2 separate regions of the Mus musculus genome follow, and region 1 is linked to region 2. Evidence: chromatin contacts called from ENCODE Hi-C or POLR2A ChIA-PET data. All regions are on one chromosome and are shown on one strand. Each heading gives the region's core, a stretch centred on a gene start or an enhancer-like site at or near the end of the contact. The rest is flanking DNA. Distances are from core to core; before and after follow the strand shown.

Region 1 (4,201 bases), core at 340-2,839, 570 kb after region 2:
TGTCTCTACAAACTTCAGATAGCTGGTTAATGGAGGGGATTTTAAAAGTTTCAATGTTCCTACGTGAATTTCAGCACCTAATGTCCGCTTTCTTTTGCATCCACACTGACTTGAGGGAGGGGAGAAGATGTTTTGACTGGATGATTGGTGCACAGTACAGCAAGAGATACTATGTTCAACAGGCCAATCTTACCTTTTTCCTCTTAACTGGCGGAGGTGGTGGAATACATTAATCACATCTCTTATTCTTCTTGGCGCTTCTTCGATTTTTGACGCAAGATTAATACAGGCCATAGCAACAATCTGAAAGAACCCAGGTAAAAATCCAAGTGAAGTTAAACTAGAAACAGTTTAACAAAGTCTAACAACCCTTATTTTGTTTTGTTTTTAGATAGGGCTTCTCTGTGTAGTCCTGGCTTCCAGGAACTCCATCTGTATGTACATCTGCCTGCCCAAGGATGTGGGTCACCAAGGACCGGCAAAGAACCCTCTTTAGGATACAACGGGCTTTTTAGCGAAATAAAATCGAAGCTGACATTTTTAGACCAGCTCTTACGTTTTATTGCTCAACTGCTCTTAATTTTGGGTCAGAATCAAGCTACCTCTTGCTAGAATTGTGCAATGGCTTGAAAACGTAGTTCTTGGTTAACAGAGCACGTGAACTGGGGATCCATTTTCTAGTTCTTGAAACATTGCTCTACGGGCCCCATTTCCTTCTGGGTGGGAACGAGGTACAAAGGCCTAAGCTAACCACTCCCTTTCTGGAAAAGCTGGTTCCTACCCCCTTCCTCCCCGCTTCCGGATGAAGAAATCCCTTCTTGTCCGCCTCCGCCGCGCTTACCTCGAAACTGTGTTTGACGAACGACTTGGAGTAGAAGAACCGATGGAACAGCACCTGCCCTGTAGCCATCGCCACCTGCAGACGAGAGAGGAGAACGGAAGCGCCGGGGTCAGGCGGGCCCGCACCAGGCGCCGCCGCCATTTTGTGCGGCCGCTCGCTTCCCTTCCCCCGCCCGGGCCGCGCGGCGCCGCCCGCCCCCGCATCCCCACCCTCGCCCGCCCGAGCTCCCGCCGCCGCCGCCGCCCGGCGCAGGCTCCGGAGAAACCTGGCCGCGGCGGAGAGGCCCGCAACCAGCCGGGGTTCTCACCTGCGGCAGCCGGAGGAGGATGCCGGCGGCCTGGATGAGCTCGCAGCCCAAGATGCGCAGATCCGTCTCGCTGGGCAGGTCCAGGCCGTCCTGCATGGACGGGGTAGGCGAGAGCCGCTCCTCCGGGATCAGCGAGTGGTCGATGGTGAGCGACACCTCCGAATACAGGCGGTCGCCGATCAGGATCCCTCCGGTCGTGGTCGTCGTCGTGGTGGTCGTGCCGGAGCTGGAGCCGCCCGCGCTCGGGGCGGCGGACGAGGCGGAGGCGGCAGCGGCGGCGGCGGCGGCAGCGGTCGAGGTCGGGTGAGGCCCGGACGCCATAGTTCCAGCGAGCTCCACGCACGCCCGACGCAGCCGGAACCCAAAGCGAGACTAACCAGCGTCCTCGGCGCGACGGATCTTCCCGTGACCGCCGGCTTCCAGGCCGCCGCACGCAGCGTGCGCTTCCGCCCTGACGTCACCACGCCGACACGCCCTACCCCACCCCACTCCACTCCCCGCGCGCGCCAACGAGTTCCTCCGCGCTTCGGTCGGTGACACCGGGCGGAGGGGTCCGGATGGGCAGGGCGGGGCAGGGTGCTGGCGGCTCAGGGGTGGTAATGGCTTTAGTCACCGGATAACCCGGACTCTGGCCTGGTGAGTCGGCCCCGATACCCCTGCACGGTCTGCGCGTTGGTGACAGTCCGGCGGTCGGCGACACCGGAGTGTAACAAAGTGACTCTGAACCGGGCAGCTTCCCAGTTTGAGCGCCTGGGGTTTCCGGAAAGCTCCGAGCGCGCGTGGGTGTCGGGGTGTAGCCTAGAAAGGCATGCCTAGCCCTGACCTCACTTCGCCGGGTTTACAGTAATCTGGAAAATCCCTAGTTCCAAAAATAGGTTTATGGCGAGGACAGTACACGGGCGATTTCATTGCGCTGGGGAGTCTCGTCTTAAAGAGATGGTTTTTGTCAGAGTGGAGAGAAAGTAACTATCCCTGTGTCAATGAAGAGAAAAACACAGCTCTCATCTTACATGGAGTTTGGAATAACCTAAATCTGTGTTCCGGGACCATGGTCAATCAAAATGGCTCCAGGATAACCCATCATTTATTCCCTTTAAGATGAGAGCTGTGGTTTTTTTGTTTTTTTCGAGACAGTTTCTCTGTATAGTTCTGGCTGTCCTGAAACTCACTTTGTAGACCAGGCTGGCCCTGAACTCAGAAATCCGCCTGTCTTTGTCTCCCGAGTGCTGGGATTAAAGGCGTGCGCCACCACCGCCTGGCTGAGAGCTGTGGTCTTTTTCCATCCATACTAAAAGTCCCAAAAGCTGAGGTCGACCGTGAAACAATTGATCCTTCTGCCTCTGGCCTCCCATGATCTTTTTATTCCAGCTTAATCCTCTGAGATGGCCTTTAGGGAGAAAGAAAAATCTCCTGACTCAGTACAAAGGGTTGGAATTGTTATTTTGTTAAAGCTTACTTTCTTGAAAAGTGTCTTAACCTTGGACCTATAGAGCGCACTGAAAATTTGGATACATCTTAGTCACCAAAGCAAGGTATTTTCACAGCTCATTTTTACAAAGTGTGTTGGGACGGGCACTCTGGAGACAAAGACAGGTGGATCTCTGATTAGAGGGTCAGACTGATTCCAAGCCAGTAAGAGCTATATAATATCTTCAAAATGAAACAAAACCTCTTCCAAACAAAAGCTATATAGAGCAGGAAGTGGTGGCACAAGCCTTTAATCCCAGTACTCAACTAAAGCCTCAAAAACAAAAATTTTATGATTGTGATAGCTTTTTGTCACTGACAGATTACCTAGAAAGTCCACAATGAGGTTTAATTTTGGTTTATGGTCTCTGAGGTTTCAGGCTACAGCCATGTGGCCCTATACCTGTAGGACTGTGTAGGCAGAACTTTATGGTGTGAGACCTTGGTAAAAACAAATCCCTTGCCACCAACAAAGAGAAAGGGGAATATATCCAGGGATCTCCCTCCTCAAGTAGGTTGCCAACTCCTAATTGCTTGTCCAGCTGTGACCTCATCGTCGGATTAACCCATTTATGAGGTATTTGCCTTTGTGATTAAATCACCTCTCAGTGCTACTAACTAAGGACAAGCTCTTCACAGGGTCTGTATGTGGCAGGCATTTCATATCCAAACTTTCTGTGACAGCATAGGAGACACAAGTCCAGGGGACAGGTATGTCGGGACAAAACTTTTCCTAGTGAGACACTACTCACCTCAGATAGGGAACCTACCACAGACCAAAGTATGGATACCATCAGAGTGCAAACTTGGTGAACCAATGAGTTTTATTAGGGTTACTTACAGGAATATGGGTAAGGAGCAGAAATGATTTGGATAGCTGCACCACCAATGTGCAATTCTATGCATATATTAGGGTCGGCACAATTTAGTGAAAACTTTTTTGGTGATAATTAACTCAATTCCATGTGGACAATAAAGTTTAAGGTGTGACTCCATCAAAACTCTTTGTAAAGTACACGTGACATCTTCCATAAAGATGGGTTCTGTAGATTCACTACATGAGACACCTTCCATAATGATCAATTCTGTAAATGACATGCTCATGATACGGGTCTGGAGAAAGATCTGATGTGGTCTTGGCCACACAGCAGAAAAGGTCACCAGGCTATTAGTCACATCTGCTCTCGGCCTTCTGGGTGGATAGAAGGTTATATACCCTTGTTTGAAGGAACAACCCTGTCTTTAACATTACTGGTTCCTACCTGTAAAGGTGGTACACACCTTTAGTCCTGGCACTTGGGAGGCAGAGGCAGGTGGGTCTCTAAGTTTGAGGGTAGTGCCTGTTCTACAGAACAAGTTCCAGGACAGCCAGAGCTACACAGAGAAACCCTGTCTTGAAAAACAAAACATTCTTGGTTCCCCTGTTGCTTATCTGTTGAGCACAGGACTTTTGTTCCTCCCACAGGAAGAGATGGCTGAACATGTTATAAATGCTTGCTCCTCATTATGTCACCAAACTACTGTTACTATTTCTTTTTTCAAAATTGTCCATGACTAATCCAGAAGATGGGAGGTAATGGGCTAGT
Region 2 (4,110 bases), core at 1,610-4,109:
TGATCTTTAAAAATGATGATGGTGGTGGCACACGCCTTTAATCCCAGCACTCCGGAGGTACAGACAGGCGGATTTCTGAGTTCGAGGCCAGCCTGGTGTTCAAAGTGAGTTCCAGGACAGCCAGGACTACACAGAGAGAAACCCTGTCTTGGAAAAAAAAAAAAAAAGATGATGGTGATGTATTTTGCCTGTTTGTATATCTGTACACTACAGGCATGCCTGGTACCCAAGACCAGGAGGCATAAGATCCCCTAAAACTAGAGTTACAGACAGTTGTGAGCTACCATGTGGGTGCTGAGAATTGAAACTGAGTCCTCTGGAAGAGCATCGAGTAGCTTAACCAATGAGCCACCACTCCAGCCCCTCACGAGCATGTGTGATTTTTTATCCCATAAAATATAAACAATGCAAGGAAAAGTATCATCAAATAGCTTTAAGCAATGTGTGTCAGAGTACACTCTAAATTTTGTTTCAAGAGACCAGATGCAGACTGCTATATCAATCTAAACAAAACTAGTTTCTAGTCAAGTGTGGATACTGTGAGAAATTTTAAAACAGTAAATAGATGACAAATTTAAGATCGGAATACCTACTGCCTTTAAAAAATTACTTTAGAAGCTCAAGAGAAGGCTCAATAGTTAAGAGTACACATTGCTCTTGCAGAAGAGCTGAGTTCAGTTCCCAGCACCTCTATCAGGTGGCTCAGAACTATGTGCAATTCCAGTTCCAGAAATCTATCACTATCTTCTGGCCCCTCAGGCAAGAGACACACCAAACCACAGACACAAACACACAAGCGCAGTTCAAAAGTAAAAGAGTTAATTATTTTTAAAAAAAATAATAATACTTCAAAGAAAAACCTAAAAGGCCCTATTGAACAAATAAGGGAATAGCCTGCTACACCCTCCTGTTTTATTTTTAGGAAAGCAGAGTACACAAGTGCTTAAAACATAAAAATTTACTGAGGTAAAACTTAGGTTTTCCAGGCTGGAGATATGGCTTAGTGGTTAAAGAACACTAACTGCTCTTCTAGAGGTCCTGAGTTCCATTCCCAGCCACCAAATGGTGGCTCATAGAATATATGTAATGGGATCCAATGCTATCTTCTAGTGTGTCTGAAAACAGCTATAGTATACTCATATAAAAATTTTTTAAAAAGAAAGAACTTTGTGTAAAAAAAAAAAAAAACTTGGGTTTTCTTCTCCTAAAGCTAGTAAAATAATTCGTCTTATACGTGATCTTGAAATTCAAGAAATAGGGTTGTCTTCTACAGTGAATAGACTTACAAGATTAAAAAAAAAAAAAAAAAAAGTAACTGGCATTGAAAATGTCAGAGAATTTTTAATTTTTTGCTTCCAAAATTAGTAAATGGGCAGCCTAAAATAATTTCTAGAAAGAAATCCACTGAGTTTCGGAAACATTCATTGATTTAATAGACTTGTTTTTCTGACCAAACCATCAATTGAAGACTGGGAATGAATATTCAAACTCCACCCTCAAAACCTATTTCCACAGAAGTGTCATATGGTTCACGATTAACTACATACACATTTCAAACTAATGCTTATAAATCATGTTTAAGACCCCCTAACATAAAATATGCAGACTGGGGTTGGGTTTAGGGTACTTACTTGTGCTTCAGAACAAATTTTACATTCTTGTACGCGAAGGCTACTAAGTAAGTGCTTACTAAGGTCATCACACTGTAGAGCACAGCAGACTGGATGAGATCCATATGCCATATTCTCCAATACAACCCTGAGATAAGACAAAAGCAAGGGACACACAACATCACTGCCCCATTGCACATGCCAGACTACAGCTAAGCCAGGTAAATGAGAGTCAGTAAATCCCACCCAGTATCCGAAAAACTTCACTAGAGGTGAGATAGACAATAAACTGGGTTTGTCCCAGTTCAGGGCTTTCCCAGTACAGAAAGGTAGGCTGTGGGGATATTGCTAGTCTAGAAATTTCATCTTCTAACTTGAGAACAAACTGGGAGTGGGGATTACAAATAATAACAATTTCACTCATGGAATACTAGGAAGTTAAAACACGGGCCATTTTAAATCAACCGCTGTCCCAAAACTTTGGTTAACTTGCTGACGTGGCTGCTCACTGAAATCCAAACAATGCTTTGTCGGGCCAGTGAACCCAGGGGGCTCCACACCACATTCACTGCAAGCTGAGCTTTTTACAAGGCCAAAATAACAAAGAACTTTTTTTGGACATGATTGGCCTGCAGCACTGCGGCAGTGCGGGTCAGGAGACAGGAAACTCGGAAAACCTGGACTTGGAGACAGTTTTGGCCTTCAAGTGGGCAGTTTCTCATTCAATCGAGAAGGCTCGAGCTGCTCTCTAGGAGTTATTGAAATCCTAAACAAGGCTGATCGCGGACCTCGGGCAAGGCCTAACTTGGCATTCTGCACGTCCAAAGGATGCTCGGGAGTAAGGGGAGGTTTGCCACGGGTCACGCTGCTAATTCAGTGAAGGTTTATCAGTGGCTCCCCCGCCCGGTTCATTAAAGACATCCTAGTGTCCAACAGTGGTGAGGAGAAGGGCAGTGTACCAAAAAGAGATTCCGGGCCAGAACCCGCGCCCGGCTCAGAAGCACGCCGCGAGTGACTTCCCGAGGACGCTGCTCCGGACACTAGGCCTCCCCGCCGCGCCCGCCACGTCCCCGCCGCCACCGCCGCCCGCCCGAAGCTCACAGATGGGGATGGCAGACACGATGAACGCGTTCCCGAAGAACAGCGCCGACGATTTGGCCGACAGGTTGCGGCTGAAATCCTGAAGGAGCAGGTCCTCCTCGGACTGCTGCTTGGAGCCGCCTTTGGGAGCCATGGCCGAGCTGAAGACTGGAGGCCGGGAGCAGGGAGGCAGGGAAGGTTCAGAAGGCCGCGTATCCGCCCGCGACCCGTCAGCGCAACGCGGAGGCGGGACTCCGCAGGGTACGCTGCTTCGGGATTGGCCATCTTGCCGTCGTTTCACAAGCGTCGAGGTACGATTGGGCATGCGAACAAGACTTCCGCATCCTTCAGGGTACGTGGCGCCTCAATGCCACAAAGAATGAAGGGATTTGTAGTTTAGTGTGTAGTTTAGAGCTGCTCTCTAACTCGCCTGCCTCAGTCTCCAGAGACAGGCTTGGATAATCGAAATGAGCAACCATACAAGCAGTACTGTTTTAACTAACTAACCAGCTAGCTAACGAACTAACTAACGTTATTGGTATTTCATTCCACATGTGCACTTTATATTTCTTTTTAAATTTATTACATTGATTGAACAATTGGCTCATTGGTTGATTGATGATTAGTTGATTGATTGATTGGTTGGAGGGCCGTGCCACAACGTTGTCAGAACACAACTTGAGGAAGTTAGTTGTCTACTTTTACTTTCTGGGTCCCAGAGATTGAACCAAATTGTCACGTTTGTGTCTTTACCCTCTGAGCCATCTGCATGGTTTAATTTATTATTATTATTATTATTATTATTATTATTATTATTATTACTATTACATCATTTTAATCAACAAAGCCTCTTAGCCTCTAAAAGACTCTCTCATTACAGTCTTTAGAATTGGAAAATAAAAAAACTCTTGTGGAGTTTTACTCCTGGCCCAGACCCGCGGCGGAAGCGAGCCATGGCTGTCTATCACGGGATGCTGCGCTTCGGGAGGCTGTGTATCGCGAGCCTGGGGGCGCGGGGCCCCCGGACGCTGCTCACTCGCCCTCGGCCGAACTCGAAGTTGCAGAGTGTCCGCGCTCTCAGTTCTGGAATGGTGAACTGCACCAACCCCTTGCCCATTGGAGGCCTCAGCTACATTCAGGGCCACACCGACTCCCATCTTGTGAACACAACTGTGGGCGAGTGCCTTGACGCCACAGCGCAGAGGTTCCCCGACAGAGAGGCTTTGGTTATCCTCCATGAAAACATCAGGCTGAACTTTGCGCAGCTCAAGGAGGAGGTGGACAAAGCTGCTTCTGGTCTTCTGAGCATTGGCCTCCGCAAGGGTGACCGGCTGGGCATGCAGGGACCCAACTCCTATGCCTGGGTACTTATTCAGCTGGCTACTGCCCAGGCAGGCATCATCCTGGTGTCTGTGAACCC

What was found. A loop is a pair of places that touch in the nucleus more often than their neighbours do. ChIA-PET counts read pairs that join two places held with the same protein, here RNA polymerase II (POLR2A).
Region 1: a loop to region 2 is called in a map of heart, with 2.1 times the contacts of the local background. The contact joins the promoter of Ccnl1 here to the promoter of Ssr3 in region 2. A Hi-C loop is called at or near these places in 4 of 37 maps with a recorded cell type or tissue (heart, mouse embryonic stem cell and v-Abl transformed pro-B cells). POLR2A ChIA-PET finds 5 or more read pairs at or near these places in 4 of 5 experiments (Patski and embryonic stem cell).

Annotation. Positions count from the first base shown.
Region 1 is chr3:65,956,660-65,960,860 of GRCm38, forward strand. Ccnl1 (cyclin L1) reads right to left here and starts at 1,590. Exons shown (of 11, transcript NM_019937.4): 1 at 1,149-1,590; 2 at 842-916; 3 at 194-303. The coding sequence starts at 1,469.
Region 2 is chr3:65,389,694-65,393,803 of GRCm38, forward strand. It overlaps Ssr3 (signal sequence receptor, gamma), which reads right to left and starts at 2,860. Exons shown (of 5, transcript NM_026155.3): 1 at 2,712-2,860; 2 at 1,632-1,758. The coding sequence starts at 2,844. It also overlaps the pseudogene Gm5540.